Regions from separate parts of the Homo sapiens genome. Here region 2 is linked to region 1. Evidence: read pairs that join two places in POLR2A ChIA-PET (ENCODE). Cell type or tissue: HepG2. All regions are shown on one strand. Region 1 overlaps TERF2 (telomeric repeat binding factor 2). Region 2 overlaps VAC14 (VAC14 component of PIKFYVE complex).

The links. Peaks named below come from ENCODE experiments on the same cell type or tissue, not always from the same donor. Only the 100,000 strongest peaks of a DNase experiment are listed, where the experiment ranks them.
Region 2: POLR2A ChIA-PET joins it to region 1 with 8 read pairs; 1 of 35 experiments calls an interaction of 5 or more read pairs at or near these places.

The regions. Positions count from the first base shown.
Region 1 is chr16:69,375,830-69,378,329 of GRCh38, forward strand. All of the region lies in intron 3 of TERF2 (telomeric repeat binding factor 2), which reads right to left. Among named protein-coding and RNA genes, the nearest start is that of TERF2, 8.9 kb to the right of the region's middle. In HepG2, no CTCF peak of the experiment used is centred here; DNase peaks (open chromatin) are centred at 992 and 2,442.
Region 2 is chr16:70,710,356-70,712,855 of GRCh38, forward strand. All of the region lies in intron 14 of VAC14 (VAC14 component of PIKFYVE complex), which reads right to left. Among named protein-coding and RNA genes, the nearest start is that of MTSS2, 26 kb to the left of the region's middle. In HepG2, a CTCF peak has its summit at 1,563; a DNase peak (open chromatin) is centred at 1,226.

The DNA.
Region 1 (2,500 bases):
AAATGATGTTGAACATCTTTTCATGTAATTTTTTTTTACCATCTACATTATTTTGGGTGAGCTTTTTGCCCATTTAAAACTAGGGTTGTATAGACTTGTTTCTTTTGAGAGCTCTTCATATACTCTAGATACCAGTTCTTTGTCAGGTGTGATTTGTAAATATTTTCTCCCAACCTGTCGATTGCTTTTCCATTCTCTTAACAGTGTTTTTCTCAGAGCAAAAGTTTAAAATTTTGATTAAGTCCTATTCATCAATTTTTCTTCTTATGGATGTTTTTAAATTATTATCTAAGATTTTTTTGCCTAACTCCAGGACATAAAGATTCCTTCATGTTTCCTCTAAGTTTTATGGTTTCACATTTTACATTTAGATTATAATTTTGAGTTAATTTTTGTACAAGATGTGAGCTTATGGTCAAAGTTCATTTCTGCATATGGACATTCAATTGTTTCAATACCATTTGTTGAAAAGACCATCCTTTTCCCATTGAATAGCCTTCACATCTTTGTCAAAAATCAATCAGTCATATTTGTGTGGGTCTGTTTTTAGATGCTCTCTTCTGTTCTACTAATCTCTATAGTCGTAATTACTGTAACTTTCTCATAATTCTTAAAATTGGGTAGTATGAATCCAAATTTTTCTTTCAATATAACACTTTTTGGTTATTTAAATTCCTTTGCTTTTCCATATGTTTTAGAATTAGCCAGTCTGTATCTATAGAAAATCCTGCTGAGGCCAGATAGGGTGGCTCAAATCTGCAATCTCAGCACTTTGGAAGGTTGAGGTGGGAGCGTCACTTGAGCCCAGGAGTTCAAGACCAGACTGTGCAATATGGGAACACAGGGAGACCCCATCTTTACCAAAAAAAAAAAAAAAAAAATTAGCCAGGCAAGGTGGCACATGCTTGTGGTTCCAGCTATTCAAGAGGGTAAAGTGGGAAGAGCACCTGAGCCCAGGAGGTCAAGGCTGCAGTGAGCCATGATTATGCCACTGCATTCCAGCCCGGGTGACAGAGCGAGACCTTGTCACATTGAAAAAAAAAAAAAAAAACTGAGAAAAAGACAAAGAAAAGAAAGAAAATCCCGCTAGGCTGGGTGCGATGGCTCACGTCTGTAATCCCAGCACTCTGGGAGGCCGACGCAGGCGGATTGCCTGAGGTTGGGAGTTTGAGACCAGTCTGGCCAACATGGTGAAACCCTATCTCTACTAAAAACACACAAAAATTAGCCAGGTGCGGTGGCACATGCCTGTAATTTCAGCTCCTCAGGAGGCTGAGGCATGAGAATCGCTTAAACCTAGGAGACGGAGGTTGCAGTGAGCTGAGATTGTGCCACTGCACTCCAGCCTGGGCAACAGAGCAAGACTCCATCTCAAAAAAAAAAAAAAGAAAAAATCCTGTTGAGATTGTGACTGGAATTGTATTAACTCTATAGATCAACGGGAGCTAAGTGGCAACTTAATTTATGTCTTCCAATCCATGAACATGAACATTCAGTCTTAATTTTTTTTCTTTTTTGAGATGGAGTCTTGCTCTGTCACCAGACTGGAGTGCACTGCTGCAATCTCAGCTCACTGCAACCTCCACCTCGCAGGTTCAAGAGATTCTCCTGCCTCAACCTCCCAAGTAGCTGGGACTACAGGCGCATGCCACCATGCCCAGCTAATTTTTGTATTTTTAGTAGAGATGGGGTTTCACCGTGTTGGCCAGGATGGTCTCGATCTCTTGACCTCATAATCCGCCTGCCTCAGCCTCCCAAAGTGCTGCCTGGCCTTAATCTCTTTCATCAGCATTTTACAATTTTCCATATACAGTTCCTTCACATTTTGCTAGACTTACACGTATTTCTTTCTGTTCTGAAGCCATTGTAAATGGCATTGTGTTGGTAATTTCATTTTGAATTGTTCACTGCTAGTATATGGAAATATGACTGACTTTTCTTTTTTTACTTTAAAATGCTGTTTTCATGTGATGTATGACTGATTTTTGTGTTGATCTTGCTAAACTTACAGGATTTTTTTTTTTGTATACTTCATGAGATTTCTACATAGTCCTGCCATCTGCAAAAAGAAGTAATTTTATTATTTCCTCTCCATTCTGTATGCTTTTTCCCCCTTGCCTTATTGCACTGGTTAGGTCTTCCGGTATGATGTTGAATACAAGTGGTGAGCATTCCAATTTTTACCATTAAGAATGTTAGCTGTGGGCTTTTTGTAGACACCTTTTATCAGGTTGAGGAAGTTCCCTTCATTCCTAGTTTGCTGAGTGTTTTTATCATGAACTAATGTTGAATTCTGTGAATTTCAGCATCAATTTATATGATCATATGGTTTTTCTCTTAATATGGTGGACTACACTGATTGATTTTCAAATACTGAAGCAGCCTTGCATTCCTGGACTTTGGTTTCCCCACTCTGTCACACACTAACTGCATCTGCACCCAGGGCCAAGCAGCAGGACAGACAGTGGAAGGCTATGGAATTTGTTCCATGTTCTGGGGA
Region 2 (2,500 bases), 1.3 Mb after region 1:
GGGTCCTCGGAGATTGAGTCTGTCTTGGGACGGGTAATGGAAAGGCATCCCTGCATCTCTGCCATTTTCCCCTGCAAACCGCAGGGGGACTTGTGAGGAATGAGGCGGGTGAGGGACAGCAGTGCTGGGACCCGAGTAAGGTGGCCAGAGCTACTCCGGCCCCAACAATGTCTGGCGACGCCCCTTGCCCGTGTTCTGATCACCAAGCTGTTTGTTTTCCTTTACTTCAGGCGACGATTCCCAAACTAGTCCCTTTGTTCCAGGCCAGGGAGCACTCCAGCTGCTGCGTATTCCACAGTTTACAGATGGTGAGCCTCCCCTTCTGCCTCGTCGGTGCTGGACCAAGACACGGAGGCCTCGGCAGGGCCCACACTCGGCCCCTCTGGCCTTGAAGCCACGGACCCAACTTGGGTCCAGCAGCCCCAGTGTTCATATGGCCATAGCCCCGTGTCAACATTTCCCTCCCCCAAATTATTTAACCAGATGGGCTGTCCTCCTGGTCATGGGCCCTGGGTGATTACAGTGATTCACTAGTCTCTCGTGTTCCCGTGGCAACTTTCCTTCAAAGGACCTCCTGCGCTCTGAAGGAGTTCCGGCCAGGGGCTGCCATTCTGGTTTCTGGGGGCACCTCGAGTGCTCTGCCCTGGGCGCCATGCGCATGGCTTCAGCTCCACGTCCCTCAGCGGGGAGCCGCCAGCCCCTGTCCCATCAGTGTCCTCATCCACCCAGAAGGCTGCGCATTTACCCTCTAGAACAAAGAGGGTCCCTCAAGCCAGGAATACCCTAACTGAGGAACCCCAGAGCCTGGCTGTATGCATGGACCACGTGCGGGCCTCACCTCCAGGAGGTCCACGATCTGTACTCTCAACAAGCTTCCGGGGCGGCCAGAGACCTGCTGCCTGCAACTGCCTCACCAGGCCTGATCGCTTCAGGCATGGCCATGCCCTCCTGAGGGAAGGAGGAGACTCTGGCAGGAGTCTGAGAGGATGGGTGGCAGCAGGGCCTGGCTCGGCCTTGGAGCTCTAGGCGGAAGGCCCTGACACTTGCCTTCTTGAGGCCCCACCCCCACCTGTGCAGAGTCTGGGTCCTGGTTTACGTTTCTGCTTGGCATTTCACTGTTTCCCTGCTGGTCTCTACCTTCACGGTCCCGAGCCTGCTGTGCACAGCCCTGGCCTCCTCTGTTCAAACAGAAAGATAAAGAGGTCAGCTCTTGGGCAAGACCTGTGCTTGGACTCTCCCTGGCCTCCTGACAGCCATGTGGCCTGGCCCACCTGCATAGCCCCAGCACCCCAAGAGGAAGCACAGCTCACAGCTGCTGCCCTGGGCACGGGCCATTCCTGCCTTTCTGGCTGTGATTAGGAGCTAGAGCCATGAGTGCCTTTCTTGTCTTCACATCTTTAGTCCAGGGGTTTTGTGAAATTTTATGAACTGAGATGGCTTTCTCTAGGCTTTATAAGTGCCCACTTAAAGAGCACTGAGATAAGTGTCAGGAAACAGGACGAGAAGTTAAACATGAATACTCACCAGTGGTAACAAAGAGCAAATATCAGAGCAGCCTCACGGCGGCCTCTGAGAGGCCGGTAAAAAGATCAGAGTCTCAAAGGACTGGGAGGATGGAGGTGCCACAGCCGTAGTGGTGGGCCACAGCATGGCTGGGAGGGGGCTCCTTCAGTTATTCTCGGCCAAATGGAAGGGGAGGGGTTCTCCTATTTGTACCCTCCCCCACCCCCTCCCGGGAGGCTGAAAAAATTCCTTTTGTGATCAGCCATTTTCAGAGAATTTTAAGACGGATGAAATAGGCTTTTCATCCACATGTTCCCTGCCAGCCCAGGAAATCTTCCCTGGATTAAACGCGTGAGAAATAAGAGGGCCCCAGACATGAGGCGTCCTTGGAAGTCACCCGAGGGGACATGTCTTAGTCCTAGCTCTGGGTTACAGGCGAGGCGCCCTATAGCAGAACTTGCGCTGGTGGGCAAGAGGCCTGCTCCCTCCACTCCCCACCAGGATCACGCCACTGCCCCTCTGAGCAAAGACACGAGGTAACCACCGACAGAGAAAGGCGGGTGGACAGATTTAATACTGGGATATGGCAGCCTCCGTGGGGAGGGACAGTGACCCTGAGCCATTGGGCTCAGGCTGGGAGCGTAGAGGCAGTGTCTAGCCGGGCTCAGGATCCGGAGGGAGATGTGTTCTGCACAAAGACAGTGAAGGCGGTGGACCTGGGCAAGCTGCAGAGCTCTCCGAGTCCAGAGACCACTGCTGCCAAACCAGCACCAGACCGAGCCTCATGCTGATAAATGCACAGAAAGGGCTGCAGAAGGAAACACACCAAGCTGAGACCCAGAGGCTACTTCTGAGGGAGGAGGTGGCAGGTGGTCAGGGGTCTTTCCCATTTACTGCTATACCATTCTGCATTATTTCAGTTTTTATTGTATGTGGTTTAATATTTCTAAACAGAAAATAAAGTATTGAGAATCCTCTGTGTGCTTCTCTTGGACTC